Regions from separate parts of the Homo sapiens genome. Here region 2 is linked to region 1. A link is an interaction called in ENCODE POLR2A ChIA-PET data of the cell type or tissue named here. Cell type or tissue: Panc1. All regions are shown on one strand. Region 1 holds the start of LOC124900287 (a long non-coding RNA gene). Region 2 overlaps JMJD1C (jumonji domain containing 1C).

Region 1 (4,000 bases):
AAATAATACAGTTAAAAAAAAAAGGTGGGGGTAAATAGCTCTACAACCCAGTTTACTGTTTCAAAAGCAATTTCTCTTTTTAAGCAGACATTTTTACACACATGCATATTTTATTACATCCCTTTTTAAAAGTAAACAGTTGGGACTTAGTATACTCAAATATGCCCATATCACATGTAGATCTAGTTTGTTTCTTTTAAATAAACACAGATACCTTATGGTGTAGATAAAAGCATTAGTTTATAATATGAAAATTAATATTAGGTACCCTAAGACTCTGTAGTGATAATGACATTGATACATTGTATTGGTGTGTGTTCCTTCATAATTTCAGGATACTACCCAGAAAATTATCATTAGAAATTTTTTTTTTCTTGGCAGACTTTCAAACCTCTGGTTGAAAGAAATATACCCAGTTCAGTCACTGCAGTAGAATTCCTTGTAGATAAGCAACTGGATTTTTTAACTGAAGATAGTGCCTTTCAGCCCTACCAGGTAAGAAATTTTAGATTACTTTTTAAAATTAAAGGTTAATTAAACTTTATTGATATTCAGACATTCTTTAAACAATATTCTTTAAATATCATTTCATCTAACTTCTAGTTGTGTGAAAAACCCAATGAATGCAGTCAGTTGATTTTGCTTATAGGATAAACGATTTATTAATTCAATTAACAATATATACTGAGAACCTACTATGAGCCAGGCAGTGTTCTGTTGCAAGGAATACAGAAGTAAACAAAATAAAGTATCTGACATTCTAAATAATCATTATTAGAAAATAATTGGTTAAATATTAGTATAAATTGTCTTCAATGCTAAACGTTAAGAATTGGGTAAATTAATATAATTAAATGAGATTAGTGTTTATGTATACCTATCAGTTTAGCATAATAGTTCTTTTTTTAAAGGGGAAATTTTTTTAGATTGTCAGTAATTGAATGATTTTATATATAAATTTCAGTTCTCCATTATTGCAATTTAAATACAAATACATTTAATTAGGAAAACATTTTCCAGTTGACTATTAGCTTTTAATTATGTGAAGAAACTCATCAAAAGTATTAAGCTAAATATTTTTTAAGATTGTTGAAATTACCAGTTAATTTTTTCAGGTATAAGTAAAGCTCACAGAATTGTGTGTGTGTGTGTGTGTGTGTGTGTGTGTGTGTGTGTGTGTGTGTGTATGTGTATTTTTTTTTTTTTTTTTTTCCGTGATGGAGTCTCACTCTTTCACCCAGGCTGGAATGCAGTGGCACGTTCTTGGTTCACTGCAACTTCCGCCTCCTGGGTTCAAGCAATGCTCCTGCCTCAGCCTCCAGAGCAGCTGGGATGACAGGCACACACCACCACGCCCAGCTAATTTTTGTATTTTTAATAGAGATGGGGTTTCACAATGTTGGCCAGACTGGTCTCGAACTCCTGACCTCAAGTGGTCTGCCCGCCTCGGCCTCCCAAAGTGCTGGGATTACAGGCGTGAGCCACCACACCTGGCCTTCATTTGTATATTTAGAGTTTAGGTTGAATTAAATGGATATATTATAGATTTCTTTTTACTCAGATGTTTTAAAATAATACAGTAATTGCATGGAAAGAAAGGATGAGTGAACCAGTTTAAATTTTTTCTAATGGAGTAAAAAGTTAATACTATTTTATTTCAGACTTGTTACTGTTTTTCAAAAATAAAATGTAGAGCTATTATTTCCATGGAGAGAACAAGAGCTTGTGTTAATGAGCAGTTATTTGTTGTGCATGGATTTGTAATACTTAGGGAATTAGAATAGTTCTCTTAGGTCCACCAAAATGAGATGTTAGTTCATTTAGTGTAAACATTATTTCATGTTTTGAAGTCTATATAGATGTGCTCTTGTCTTTCCACTTGATTTTTCTTGTTTCTTTAAAGGACCTAGTTTTTTTGTATTGTTAGCTTTTGTTCTTTGTTTATAATATTTATTTCATAGCAAATCCCAATTTAATAGTGGAGGTGTTGGAGCTTTTCCCTGGGGTTTTATTTTGTTAATTGTGAATACCATTTAGTTTACTACAGACCTTATCATTTCATTTCCCCCAGTCAGTTAGAGGGAGTTAGAGTAGGTGAATCTAGGTGAAATCAAAGGAACCTTCCAAATCTTAATGTTTTAATTCTGTGGTTGTATTATTAGCACTTTTGGAACCAAGTTTCAGCTTGGATTTGGTTTAGAGAAGTGAAATCGTTATGTAGAAATTACTTTTAAAAATAAACTCTTGCCAGGTGGCCTAAAACTCGACATGTTTTTGAAAATTACAATGATTGAAAGAATATGCTGGGGGAGAGTGGGGGGGGTACCCTAACTTTTTTTAAAACAGTTTGAGAGGCATAAGAGCTAAAGTCTTAACGCAGTTTAGTGAATTGTATGTTTGTCTCTGTTAGTAAGCTATTTAATCTGCTCTGCTAGTGTATATACTAAGTCACCCTCTGGCCTAGAAGGATGCCATATCTTCCAGAAGTGAAGTGATTGACTTGACATTTTAACCATTGTGTTTCTGAAAAATGTGAATTCCGAGTTCAAAGAAATCAGTAGGAATTAACATGAGAGCACTTGATTTGGGATCTAGCATACCTTAGTTTTAGAATTTCTTACGAATTTTAGACTAAGTGCTGGTTTATAGCAGAGCTTTTCTATGTGCATTTTTTATAGTTAGGGTTTTTAAATAAGATCAGGTTATAAATATAAAAATATTTTCTCCCATGTGTAAATGATAGACATTTATCTTATTTTGAATGAAAATTTACTACAGATACCTAAGATGGTTAAATTTATTTATTTAAATAAATCTTATGAAATACAGAAATGTTCTAGAAAGAAGAAAAAAAAATTTAGAGTTCGTGTAATTACAATGGCTCTATACCAGATTGATTGTTTTCTAACCAGTTGTCCAAGCAGTACATTAAATTCCTTAGCTTCTTAAAATGGCAGCTGTTACTGGCATAAATTTTGTAAATAGTGCCTTGACCTATCTCAACCTTAGGGTAACCCTCTGTAAGTCAAGGGGAGTTTGGGTACACTTGAATAAGCTTTTTAATTGAGCTTATTTCTTTCTCACTTTTTAAAATTTCATGAGGCAGTTTCTTAATATGGATGCTAATTATCCTTTATAAACTTTTTAAGTAGGTGGGGGAAAATTCTCTTTGGAAATGGCCTTTGTGTATATTATTTTTTAGTCTAGAGTGGTAGGTACATGTAAGTTTTTAAAATTTCCAGAAATGATGCTTTGCTGTGAATCTAATTAAATGTTTTCAGTGGGAATTCCCAGTCTGCCACCTTTATCCTTGATTTCTCAGCATTTTATTCAGTAGCAGTATGTTTTTCTTTAGTTTCCTTTACAAGTTGCACAGCCTTATTCTTCATTAAATCAGAATGATAAACTAAGGTAGTGGTTAGGAAACAGATGAGTCAGGATTAATACAAGTCCTTTCACTTTTAAGTCATTGGTTTGAAGCCCACTCTTTTCTCTGAATGATTTGAATGTATTGAATATCAGATAGCAAGTATTAAGTTAGTTAACCTGGTCAGCTTTTTTTCTTCTTCTTCTTTTTTTTTCTGTCGCTCAGGCTGGAGTGCTGTGGCACAATCTCAGCTCACTGCAACCTCCGCCTCCCGGTTTCAAGAAATTCTTCTGCCTCATCCTCCTGAGTAACTGGGATTACAGGTGTGCACCACCACTCCCAGCTAATATTTGTATTTTCAGTAGAGATGGGTTTTCGCCATGTTGACCAGGCTGGTCTTGAACTCCTGACCTCAGATGATCCACCCCGCCTTGGCCTCCAAAAGTACTGAGAATACAGTTGTGAGCCACTGCGCCCGGCACTGGTCAGATTTTTGGGTGACGTTTAGTTGGGTATTCCAGGATGCAATCATTATATATTATAGTTTTTAGTATTTTGGAAAGAAACATGACTAAAAAGAGAAATTGAACCAACATTTTCAGAGAGTATAATGGATATATATTAATTAGGCCA
Region 2 (4,000 bases), 180 kb before region 1:
GGACTACAGATGTGTACCACCACACCCAGCTAATTTTTTTTAATTGTTTTTTTGTAGAGACTGGGTATCACTATGTTGCCCAGGCTGGTCTTGAACTCCTGGCCTCAAGCGATCCTTTCACCTCAGCTTCCCAAAGTGATGGGATTACAGGTGGGAGCCACTGCATCTGGCCCTTGTCTCTTATTTCTGTCATACTAAACATTGTACTTCTTTTTCTGCATTAGAATTAAATTGCTCCATTAAATGGACTTTTATCAGCTTTGATAAACTGTATTCCCAGCATTGAGAACATTGCTTAGTAGATAGTAGGTATTCACAAAAAAATTAGCTGGGCGTGGTGGTGGGCACCTGTAATGCCAGCTTCTCAGGAGGCTGAGGCAGGAGAATCACTTGAACTCAGGAGGCGGAGGTTGCAGTGAGCTGAGATCGTGTTATTGCACTCCAGCCCGGGCAGCAAGAGTGAAACTCTGTCTCCAAAAAAAAAAAAAAAAAAGATAGTAGGTATTCAGTAATTGTTTGTTTAATTAATTAAATAGAAATGTCCACCGGGTACGGAGGCGCACGCCTGTAATCCCAGCACTTTGGGAGGCCGAGGCAGGTGGATCACTTGAGTTCAGGAGTTCAGGACCAGCCTGGCCAACATGGTGAAACCCGGTCTCTACTAAAAATACAAAAATTAGATGGGTGTGGTGGCATGCGCCTGTAATCCTAGCTACTCGGGAGGCTGAGGCAGGAGAATCTCTTGAACCTGGGAGGCGGAGGTTGCGGTGAGTCGAGATTGTGCCACTGCACTCCAGCCTAGGTGACAGAGTGAGACTCTATCTCAAAATAAATAAATAAATAAATAAATAGAAATGTCCTAGAATTTTTTGAAATTTATCTTTAATTCTTTGAGATGCATCACTTTTTATTTTGAAAAAATCCTAGTAAAACCAATAAAATAAAACTCTGTAATATGCATATATGAAATCAGAAAACTCCTCAGTCACTTACTGTTATGAATTGACTCTCAGTAAATGTTTTGAATGTATAAATATCAAGTATTGATTATGTATGTGGTCAGTGTTGTAGGCTAACATAGCATTTAAGAAGTAAACCCGTTCTCAAGAAATTTCTACTTCTAGTGGAGAGAGTTGATGAATATTCAGCGGTTGATTCATACTACTGTATACAGTTGTATATTTAGAAACATGTTTGTTATTTGTTCCCAGTTCCTGGCACAGAGCTTCTGATACCCTTGGACTCTCCCGAGTGATAGGGGTGATAGAAGTGTCATTTCTTCTATGAGGCAACCCTTGGTGGACTTCTAGATAACTTCAGGGTATGGTCTGGTCACCAAAAAGACCAGACCTTGAATAGAAGCTTGGAACACTCTCATCTCCATGACCTAACCTCTGGGGAGTGGGGAGTGACTGGAGATAGAGTAAATTACCAGTGGCATATGTAACCAAACCTCTATAAAAGGTTTGCATATGTAACCAGACCTCTATAAAAACCTGTCAAAAGGCTGGGAGCAGTGGCTCACGCCTGTAATCCCAGTACTTTGGGAGGCCAAGTTGGGTGGGTGCCTTTGAGCTCAGGAGTTTGAGACCAGCCTGGGCAACATAGCAAAACCCTGTTTCTACAACCATTACAAAAATTAGCGGGGTGCGGTGGCTCACACCTGTAGTCCCAGCTACTCGGGAGGCTGAGGCTGGAGAATCACTTGACTCAGGAAGAAGAGGTTGCAGTGAGCCAAGATGCTGCCACTGCATCCCAGCGTGGGTGACAGAGTCAGACCCTGTGTCAAAAGAAGAAAAAGCAAAACAAAACAAAAAAAACAAAACCCTGTAAATGATGGGATTTGGAGAGCTGAGAGGGTGACACCCTGAGAGAGGGTGTGGAAGCTGGAAGCTCCCTTACTTCCTACCTCACCCCATGCATTTCTTCTGTTTGGTGGTTCTTGGGTTGTATCCTTTATAATAATAATCTAGTAAGAAAATGCTTTCCTGAGTTCTGTGAGTTATTGCACCAAATTACCTAACTGGAGGAGGGGGCCTGGGAGCCCCCAATTATTGCTGGTCAGTTGATCAATCAGAGGATTGGGGAACCCCATGCTTGTGACTGGTGTATGAAGTAATGGCAGTCTTGTGAGACTTAAATCTGTGGAGTCTGATGCTAACTCTGGGTAGTGTCAGAATTGAATTGTAGGGCACCTAGTTGATGTCAGAGAGTCGGAGAAGTGGTATTGGAAAAGACATCATGTATTTGGTGTTAGGAGGAAAAAAAACTCAATACTTAAGGATTGGATTATGTAGTAATAAGTGCTGTAGATATTAAGAGAAGGAACAATATGAAAATGTGGCATTGTTATACTTTCTATGACAGGAAGGCTTAATGGAGAAGCTGGATTATATAAAGGATGGGTAAGAGTTGTGTTTGATGAAGAGACTGTATTCCAGAGAGGAGAATAATGTGAATATTTGCTTGGAGGCAAGAAATGTATGGCATGGAAACAGAAACACTTGCCACATTTTTATGCCATCTTGAAAACTTTCTCTTCGTTTTCTGGTTGGTTACATTTTGAATTATAATGCATTTATTTTATGCACATTAAATACATAACATTCTGCTGCATTGCTAGAAGTTACAGATGATATAATGACCTAAGTCTCTTCTTTTTAGAAGTTTATAAGTTTAATCGTTCTTGAGTCAAATCTGAAACAAATATGAATACACATACTTTCTTCATATATATTCAACATTGTCTTAATGTATTTTGTGTGTGCGTGTCATATACTTTAAACTGCATTGTAAGTTCTCTGGTATCCTAGATTTATTAAGAATAACTGATTTCAAATTGATATATACCCAGGTTTAAAAATTGTTGGCGTTTTTTCTCCCTGGCAGTCTAGGACATCCTACTCTGGGCTTGTTCACTATACTCTTTACCCTGTAATGGCAAAACTCAACTCTTGATTAGATCAGTCTTCCTGAATCTTTGGACAGTATTTTTGGTTGCTTGTCTGTACATCATTTTACCAGGTCTAATTTTCTTGCTGAAGATCTCACCAGTTACCTCAACCAGTCATCAGTATGTACATTTAATACCTTAGATGTGTAGTCCACAGAACAGTGCTTTACAAATAACAGGTGCTATATAAATATTCTTGAATATTTAAATGTCTAGTACATGTTATTCACTTGGGTCTCCCATGCTTCAAAAACACCTAACGCTGTTAACATTGAGAAGAGGATTGAGAGGAGCAGAATACAAAGGTATTTATTAAGGTGATTATAATAGCCGTAGAATAACAGGCCAGAGAACTGAAAGTGATTGAATAATGAGAATAAAAACAAAGGAAGAGGGTTGAGTGTGGCAGTACAAAGGGATCAAAGTCAGGGTTTTTTTCACTCCCACCATATGTTGGAGTTAACCCTTTAAGTCAGCAGCTGATTATGATGTGATTTTGTTGAAAACTGGGTGATGCTTGGAAAAGGAAAACTGAGAAGAGGGCGTTAAGTAAAGTTGAGGAACTCAAAATGAGATAATTTTGAGAAGGACTTATGATCTAATGCAGGAGGAAGGGAGGAGTGATTGGTATTAGTTCCCATTAATATAGTACTTCCTGTGTGCTACGTATTGTCTTAATCTTGAGCACTTTATATGTATTAGCTTACTTCGTCCCCATGGAAACTTTGTAAGTTCATTACTACTATTATTTCCATTTTATAGGTCTGGAAACTGAGGAATAAAGAGACTAGAAGAATTTCTCCAGCTCATGCATATTATAACTGATAACTAGTATTTGAACCCAGGTCCTATGACTCCAGAGTCCACTTTCTTTTGTGTTATACTAGGTCCCAGTAATAGAATCCAAGGACACCTTTAGGAGTTACAGAATTAAGTGACTGTCAAGATTCAGTCTAAACCGTGTAAAAAAGGGAGAGTCTTCTAAATAAATGGATTAAAGAGAGCTTTCAGTTCTTTTGTATATGCAATACTGTTTTACACACGGCC

The links. Peaks named below come from ENCODE experiments on the same cell type or tissue, not always from the same donor. Only the 100,000 strongest peaks of a DNase experiment are listed, where the experiment ranks them.
Region 2: POLR2A ChIA-PET joins it to region 1 with 7 read pairs; 13 of 35 experiments call an interaction of 5 or more read pairs at or near these places.

What each region holds. Positions count from the first base shown.
Region 1 is chr10:63,261,146-63,265,145 of GRCh38, reverse strand. JMJD1C (jumonji domain containing 1C) reads left to right here. Exons shown (of 26, transcript NM_032776.3): 3 at 382-495. LOC124900287 (a long non-coding RNA gene) reads left to right here and starts at 3,759. Exons shown (of 2, transcript XR_007062158.1): 1 at 3,759-4,000. In Panc1, no CTCF peak of the experiment used is centred here; no DNase peak of the experiment used is centred here; H3K4me3 peaks cover 411 bases; H3K27ac peaks cover 1,072 bases.
Region 2 is chr10:63,441,117-63,445,116 of GRCh38, reverse strand. All of the region lies in intron 1 of JMJD1C (jumonji domain containing 1C), which reads left to right. Among named protein-coding and RNA genes, the nearest start is that of JMJD1C-AS2, 13 kb to the right of the region's middle. In Panc1, no CTCF peak of the experiment used is centred here; no DNase peak of the experiment used is centred here.